Linked DNA regions of Homo sapiens: region 2 is linked to region 1. A link is an interaction called in ENCODE POLR2A ChIA-PET data of the cell type or tissue named here. Cell type or tissue: MCF 10A. All regions are shown on one strand. Links, peaks and the distances in the headings refer to the core of each region. The heading gives the core; the rest is flanking DNA.

Region 1 (4,396 bases), core at 262-4,261:
GGCACAGATGGATATCTCCATCAAGAGATGTGTCCTGAACCTTCTCTTCCTCACTATTGTCCCTGCTGTTCCCCCGCTTCTGACCCTCCTCACTGCTAGCTTGGACAGTCCATTCCCAAATAATTTTCAGTGTCTGATTTCTCTGGGTTCAACTCTTTTGTATCCAATACTTGATTAGATTCCTAAAGCACAGCATTTCATTGTTTTCCTGCCCACGTGCTTAGTTCCTGCTAGTCTCTGCTCTTCCACAGCTATTCATATTGAAATTCTATTGCCTGTAATCCCAGCACTTTGGGAGGCCAACGCTGGCAGATCACTTGAGGTTGGGAGTTCGAGAATAGCCTGGCCAACATGGTGAAACCCTGTCTCTACTAAAAATACAAAAATTAGCCAGGCGTGGTGGTGTGCGCCTGTAGTCCCAGCTACTTGGGAGGCTGAGGCAGAAGAATCGCTTGAACTCGGGAGGTGGAGGTTGCAGTGACACAAGATCACACCACTACACTCCAGCCTCGGTGACAGAGTGAGACTCCATCTAAAAAAAAAAAGAAAAAAAAGAAAAAAATTCTATCCTTTCCTCTATAACAAGTGCTACAACGGTAAGAATAACAACTACCACTTGTTGAATGTCTGTTACCTATGTGCCAGCCACCACACCAGGCATTCTACATACATTATCTCATTTAACCCTCACAAGAACCCTGTAAAATGGGCATTATTATACCCACCTGACATACAAGAGACCCAAGGCTTGCATGTCCAAGGTAAACACAGAAAGTAACTAACAGAGGCTGAGCTGAGTGCCATGGCTCATGTCTGTAATCCCAGCACTTTGGAAGGGTGAGGTGGGTGGATGACTTGAGTTCAGGAGTTCAAGACCAGCCAACATGGCAAAACTCTGTCTCTACAAAAAAATACAAAAATTAGCTGTGTGTACTGGCATGCACCTGTAGTCTCAGGTACTCGGGAGGCTGAAGTGGGAGGATCACTTGAGCCTGGGAGGTCGAGGTTGCGGTGAGCTGAGATTGTGCCACGGTATTCCAGCCTAGGCAACAGAGTAAGACCCTTCAAAAAAAAAAAGAGTTACAGAGGCTGGAAAACAAACCACAGTGGGTCTGACATCAAAGTCTGCTTTTCCTACTCTGCTACTCTGAGCCCAATTTCCTTTACCCCTTACTTTTTTTTTTTTTTTTTTGGAGACGGAGTCTTGCTCTGTCACCCAGGCTTGAATGCAGCGGTATGATCTCAGCTCACTGAAACCTCTGCCTCCTGGGTTCAAGCAATTCTCCTGCCTCAGCCTCCTGAGTAGCTGAGACTACAGGTGTGTACCACCACGCCCAGCTAATTTTTGTATTTTTAGTAGAGACAGAGTTTCACCATGTTGGCCAGGCTGGTCTTGAACTCCTGACCTCAGGTGATCCACCCGCCTCAAACTCCCAACGTGCTGGGATTATAGGCATGAGCCACTGTGTGTGGCCTACCCCTTACTTCTGTCAAAAGGATTATCATCTTTTCTATCTCCCATAAATTTTGTAACTCTTTTGTGGAGACTACATATTGCATTGAACTGTAAAGCATAATATTTAGTGTTGTTTATATTGCTTATATTTTTTGTGCCAGAAAAATAGAGACGAGTCAAGGCAAATCCATTATCACCCTTAGAAAAACCACTCACGTGCACATTCCAATTATGTAGGTCGGCAGCTTTATTTCGGAAAACACATCTGAAGCAGTCACAGTGTGGAAGTGAGAGCTGTGGTTTTTGAAGACCTGCATTTAAATCCCAAGGCCATCACTTCCCAGGTATGTGACCTTGGGCAAGCTGCTTAAATTGTCTCTTTACTTTTTACCGGTTAGTTATAATGAAGGATGACAATAATAGTTTGTGCCTCATAGGGTTATTGAGAGGATTAAATAATGAAACTATGCTTGGTAAGTAGTCAGTGTTTAATAAATGTTATCTACTGTTAACTGTTGTGAAATATAAATGTTCTTGTAATAAATGGTTTGGAGTCCCTCCCTGGGGGAGAATTCTTTTTCCCTTTTCCATTGATGCTTGGCTTGACCGTGTGACTTCCTTTGTCCAATGAAAATTGAGAAGGGATGGGTACCATTCCTTTCTTTTTCTTTTTTCTTTTTCTCTTTTTTTTGAGACAGAGTCCTGCTCTGTTGTCCAAGCTGGAATGCAGTGGCATGGGCTTGGCTTGCTGCAACACCCACCTCCTGGGTTCAAGCGATTGTCCTGCCTCAGCCTCCCAAATACTGGGATTACAGGCGCTGCCACCACGCTTGGCTAATTTTTTGTATTTTTAGTAGAGACGAGGTTTCTCCATGTTAGCCAGGTTGGTCTAAACTCCTGACCTCGTGATCTGTCCGCCTCGGCCTCCCAAAGTGCTGGGATTACAGGCGTGAGCCACCGTGCCCAGCCAATGTGTACCATTTCTGAGCAAAACTTGAGGAGCTATTGTGTGGTCTGCCACCTTCTCCTTTCCTTCTGTTACAAAACCAGCGTTGACTCAGCTAGGGGCTGTTTCGTCAGCCTAGGACTCAGAAAGAAAATGATAGAAGCAAAACCACAAGCAGGCTGTGATGGACAAGTCATGCGTGTAGGGCATAAAGCTTTTTGTAAGCCACTGAGATTCAAGCGTTGTTGGTCACCATGTCATAACTTAGCCTAGGCTGACTCATGGTTGTTAAACTAGTTTATAGAAAGCCTCTTATTTAAAAGTATTTGACTGTTCTATGATTATTCTTTGATTCTCTGCAGACTTAAGACATTAGCAATTTTTAGATCAGCCTGGCAGCCTGATCTGCTACTTCTGACTGAAATAACTTTGGAACTTAGTCTTACATCTGAAATGGGATGATTCCAGAGTCCTTGGGATGTTTGTTATCTATCAGTTGTCTGCCAGTTCCTCAGAACCCATGGTGTTTCCAGTTTCTAAAGTAAAGCTATGCTAACAAGCTCTTCCTGACAAAGGAGCATAGACCAGGGCCCTCTTAGTGACTAGTACGCATGGCTGTATTCGTTGGCATATGGTGATCTGTGGGCATTGTAAGGCTGGCTGATGGCTGGGCCAGAGTGTTCTGTCAAGCAAGCCTCACCGGTCTTTCCATACCTCAGCCCCAGTCCAGGGCCTCTAGCCAGGCTGGGCCAGCTCTCTGATGGGCCTTTACCTGTATGCAGTGGGCCCACACTCTGAGCTTCTTCTCCTCGCTGACTCCAGAATGGGATACTGTCCAGCATCCCAAACTCTCCTGTTGTCATGATAGAAAAGTCCTTGCATCCCTCCTGAGTAGCTGGGACTACAGGCACACACCACCAGATTGTTGTTGTTTTAAGACACTAAATTTTGGTGGGATTTACTACAACAGTAACCAGAACAGCATGTTCTAGGGGAATGGAAGTCTTCAGAAGGACATGAAAGCCAGCCTCAAGTATCTGAGGGGCTTCAGGTATAGCAGGAGTTAGATTTGGAGGCTGGGCATGGTGGCTCATGCCTGTAATCCCAGCGCTTTGGGAGGCTGAGGCAGGTAGATCACTTGAGGTCAGGAGTCTGAGACCAGCGTGGCCAACATGGCGAAACCCCTTCTCTACTAAAAATACAAAAAATTAACCATGTGTGGTGGTGTGTGCCTGTAATCCCAGCTACTCGGGAGGCTGAGGCAGGAGAATCACTTGAACCTGGGAGGCGGAGGTTGCAGTGAGCCGAGGTTGCGCCACTGCACTCCAGCCTGGGTGATACAGCCAAGACCCCATCTCAAAAAAAAAAAAAAAAAAAAAAAAAAAGGGAGTTAGATTTGGCATGGGAAGCAGGAGAAGGCAGCACTTCTGTCACTAGGTGGAATGCCCAGGGATGCAAATCTGATTCTTCATGGAGGCCTTTCCTAGGCGAAGAACTTGAGGAGTCCCCTGACTGAGTTCAGCTTCTCTTCCAATTTGAGAACTCTGTCAGCGGAATCCAAGCACGGAATGGGTGGCCGTTTTGGGGGCTGTTGTAAAAAGGTCCACAGGACTCCCAAAGGCCCTTCAAACGCTAAAAAGACATAATTCCTAATGATGTAAGGCTAAACTGTTTTGAAAAAGAAATGTTTAGTAAACTTTTATTTATTTATTTATTTATTTATTTTTGAGACAGAGTCTTACTCTGTCACCCAGGCTGGAGTACAGTGGCATGATCTTGACTCACTGCAACCTCTTTTCTCCCCGGTTCAAACAATTCTTATGCCTCAGCTTCCCAAGTAGCTGGGATTACAGGCATGTGCCACCATGCCCAGATAATTTTTTTGTATTTTTAGTAGAGACAGAGATTCACTGGGTTGGCCAGGCTGGTCTTGAACTCCTGGACTCAAGTGATCCGCCCACCTCAGTCTCCCAAAATGCTGGGATTATAGGTAT
Region 2 (4,396 bases), core at 221-4,220, 110 kb before region 1:
TTGCCCAGGCTGCTCTTAAACTCCTGGGCTCAAGCAATCCACCCACCTCATCCTCCCAGTGTTGGGATTACAGGCATGACTCACTGCACCCAGCCAGACCATGGAATTTATAAAGTTGAATTTTCCTGAACCATTAAAGGGAAAGATGCAGGAAATAAGAGAATGGCAAGTGGAAATGGTACCAAGAATTATTGGCTTCTTGTTTCATGCAGTGATTCTATGTTGGATACTCTCCTTTGGTTCTTACATATACTTACTGAAATGGTTTGGCTCTGTGTCCCCACCCAAATCTCATCTTGTAGCTCCCATAATTCCCACATGTTGTGGGAGGGACCCAGTGGGAGATGATTAAATCATGGGGTCAGATCTTTCCCGTGCTGTTCTCCTGATAGTGAATGGGTCTCACAAGATCTGATGGTTTTAAAAACGGGAGTTTCTCTGCACAAGTTCTCTCTTTGCCTGCTGCCATCCACCTAAGACGTAACTTGCTCCTCCTTGCCTTCTGCCATGATTGTGAGGCCTCCGCAGCCACATGGAATTGAGTCCAATTGAACCTCTTTTTTTTTTTTTTTTTTTTGTAGATTGCCCAGTCTCGGGTATGTCTTTATCAGTAGCATGAAAACGGACTAATACACTTACCTAACTCTCAAAACAGCCTACTAAATTGTTGCTATTGGCATTTTTCAGATGAGGAAACTGAGGCACAGAGAGATTAATTTGCCCAAGATCACTTGTACGGAAAGTAAACACACCATTTAGACTCTCTGAGCCTTAGTTCTTTGTCTATAGCATGGAAATGTAATAGTACCTGCTGTCTAGAGTTGTGGTGAGGCCTATGTAAGTTCATACATGTGCATTAGGACAGTGCCTGGCATGTTGTGAGTGCTCAGTAATTCTTAGCAATTAATATCTTGCTTCAAGTATTTGGAGTAAAGTGCTCTTTTTTTTCAAGCGTGGCAGTTAAGGACCATGAAGCCTAGAGCTGCAGAAAGCGCTCTTTGTTACCATGTACAGTGAGCCTGCCTGACAATGAGGCCCATTGAAAAGAAAGCAGAGCTGAGAGATTGAGGAAGACAACATCCATGTAACATTATTTGGGCCCTCAAATCTTTCTGTTCTCAAAGCTAGATGCAACCCCAAATGAGCCAATATAAATTCTCTGTTTTTAAACAAGCTTCAGTTGGGTACCTATGACCTTTGTCTAGAAGAACCTTAAGAGAGTCCCGGGCAGACACTTCTAGAAAACAATATGCATTTCCAGAATTTGCCTTAGCCTTGTGTCAAGGCAGCTAATGAAGCTGGTTTTCAATTGTGCTCAGAGTTCCACAATAGAAGAAAGTAATTTGGTTCCCTTGAGTGTTGAATGGGAAGTCAAGCTACTTATAAGTTGTTGGAACTTTTTTTTTTTTCTTGACTAGTGGGAGGAGGGCTGCATGGTACCAACTGAAAGGATTTTTTGGATTATTAGAGCTCTTTTGACACATAGGTTTTACAGTTTGGCAGGCTCATAAGATCCCGAGGTCTAACTTGCCCACTTTACAAATGAGTAAATTGCAGCCTGGAAAGATTAAGTAACTTGGACAAGCTGATTAGTCTACGTAGGAGAATAACCAGGTTCTAAACCTTGCTGTCATTTGAATTCTCTCTGATTTTGGATTTTCAGCAATATAAGCTGCACATAGGTTTTTTTGGACATAGACATGCAGAATTAGAGTCAGCAAGCTTATATCAGCTCACCCGACTCCTAACCTAGCTTGGTGTTTCTCTCATTGTATCATGCTTCTTCCTATCATTAAACACTTTTCCTGTGGCCACAATGTTTACTTAATACAGTAGTCTCCACCCCCCTATCCACAGTTTCACCTCCACAGTTTCAGTTACCTGTGGTCAACCACAGTCTGAAAATGGATAAGTAGAGTACAATAAGATATTTGAGAAAGAGAGGGATCACATTTGCATAACTTTTATTGCAGCGTGTGTTGTTATTTTATTATTGTTGTTCTTAGCCTATTACTGTGCCTAATTTATAAATTAAACTTTATCATAGGTATGTATGTATAGGAAAAAAAATAGTGTATATATGCTTTGGTACTATCTGCAGTGTCAGGCATCCACGGGGGGTCTTGGCACTTACCGTCGTGGATAAGGAGAGACTACACAGTACACAGCAAGTAACAAATGCGTAGTGTAGAACTCTAGCCCTACAGAATGTTTCTAGAATGCGGTAATGCAGAAAAAGAAGTTCTGTATTTAAATAAATTAATGAGTTAATTACTGGTGGTATGTGCCTGTATTCCCAGCTACTTGGGAGGCTGAGACGGGAGGACTGCTTGAGCCCAGGAGTTTGAGGTTACTGTGAGCTATGATAGCACCACTGCACTCCAGCCTGGGTGATAGAGCAAAACCCAATCTCAAAATAAATAAATAAATAAATACATAAATAAATAAAATGTATGAGTTGGTTGGGCATGGTGGCTCACATCTGTAATCGCAGCACCTTGAGAGGCTGAGGTGGGCAGATCACTTGAGGCCCGGAGTTCGAGACCAGCCTGGCCAACATGGTGACACCCCGTCTCTACAAAAAAAAATATAAAAATTAGCCAAGTGTGGTGGCAGGCGCCTGTATTCCCAGCTACTCAGGAGGCTGAGGCAGGAGAATCACTTGAACCCGGGAGGCGGAGGTTGCAGTGAGCCAAGACTGCGCCACTACACTCCAGCCTGGGTGACAGAGCAAGACTCCATCTTGGAAAAAAAAAGTGTGGCTTAAATTGGTTTCTTTACTGCAGTATTTCTCAGAGCCTTTAATAAGCTGTTTTGCATTATAAATGGGGCAGGGTGGGGTTAGACATAGGATACAGTGTTTTCAAACTCATCTTACCACAGATCTAGTGTTCTGGGAAATGCAGCATTAGAGGCATGAATCTTCACATTGTTTTCCAGGGTTGAACAATCATCTTATCCCTTGATTCAGTTCTACCCTCTTCTTTGGTGTTCTTTCTGGATATCCTTTTAATTTTTATGTTATTTATTTATTTTAATTTTAATTTTTTAATTTTAATTTTTTTGAAACAGGGTCTGACTCTGTCACCCAGGCTGGAGTGCAGTGGCACAATCCCAGCTCACCGCAACTGCTGCCTCCTGGGCTCAAGCCATCCTCCCACCTCAGCTTCCGGAGTAGCCAGGACTACAGGCATGAGCCACCACGCCTGGCTAATTTTTGTATTTTTTGTAGAGATGGCGTTTCGCCATGTTGCCCAGGCTGGTCTCAAACTCCTGGGGTCAAGCGATCTGCCCACCTTGGCCTCCCAAAGTGCTGGGATTACAGGCGTGAGCCATTGCGCCTGGCCCAGTTCTCCATTTTAAATTATCACCTTCAATTTTCATACTCCCTCCTGTTTCTCCAAGTTTCTGTATTTGGTTGCTTCTCTGGCTGTGGTTCCTTTTCTCAGTCTCTTTGTGTGTGGCCTTTACTTGCAGGGTGAAGCGTTCTGATGAGACAATGTCTCTGGCGAGTTCTGTCTAATGAAGAATGATCAGCTTGAACACTCTCCGAAGGGCAAGATCAGCCCTGACTTATAATAATTATATCTCAATACTCTCACACCCCAAGGTGGGCTTGTGGGAGGGAGCCGTACATAAAGATGCTTTCAACAGATTGCCCAGAAGTGCCAAGAAAGCCACTGTCCCCCTTGTTGAGTCCTACTCATCTTCCCAGGCCCAAGCCCAGTGGCAGAACATCTCCACGAAGTTCCCAAACATCGGAAGCCCCTCTCCTGACTTCCAGCATCTCACAAGAAAGTCAGCTCCAGCTTAGCACTTAGCCTCTTCTCCCCTGACAAGCTGACAAGCTGACCGTCTGTCTAGGACGACATTTGTGTTTTGACTAAAAGAATCAGCCTCCCTGATTAACATTTGCCACAGTCGTCACCAAGTATGGTGCTGTCTTTTATTGTCCTAAAAAGTATTCTGTGCCTTCTACATTACGCTTGTGTCCTTAAAATTCTAGCAGAAATTTTTAGTATAGTTTGCACACTGGGTAGAATTTATCTTCATTGATAGTTTCCACACTCAACATTCCCTATTTGTTTTATTTATTTATTTATTTATTTATTTATTTATTTATTTATTTATTTTGAGACGGAGTCTTGCTCTGTCACCCAGGCTGGAGTGCAGCGGCGCAGTCTCGGCTCACTGCAACCTCCACCTCCCAGGTTCAAGCGATTCTCCTGCCTCAGCCTCCCAAGTAGCTGGGATTGCAGGAGTGCACCACCATGCCGGGCTAATATTTTCGTATTTTTAGTAGAGATGGGGTTTCACCACGTTGGCCAGGCTAGTCTCAAACTCCTGACCTCAAGTGATCTGCCCGCCTCAGCCTCCCAAAGTACTGGGATTACAG

The links. Peaks named below come from ENCODE experiments on the same cell type or tissue, not always from the same donor. Only the 100,000 strongest peaks of a DNase experiment are listed, where the experiment ranks them.
Region 2: POLR2A ChIA-PET joins it to region 1 with 5 read pairs; 2 of 35 experiments call an interaction of 5 or more read pairs at or near these places.

Annotation. Positions count from the first base shown.
Region 1 is chr6:17,991,844-17,996,239 of GRCh38, reverse strand. No RefSeq gene overlaps it. Among named protein-coding and RNA genes, the nearest start is that of KIF13A, 6.4 kb to the right of the region's middle. RefSeq lists an enhancer at 2,655-2,704. In MCF 10A, for the core only: no CTCF peak of the experiment used is centred there; a DNase peak (open chromatin) is centred at 2,569.
Region 2 is chr6:18,097,149-18,101,544 of GRCh38, reverse strand. No RefSeq gene overlaps it. Among named protein-coding and RNA genes, the nearest start is that of NHLRC1, 23 kb to the left of the region's middle. In MCF 10A, for the core only: no CTCF peak of the experiment used is centred there; no DNase peak of the experiment used is centred there.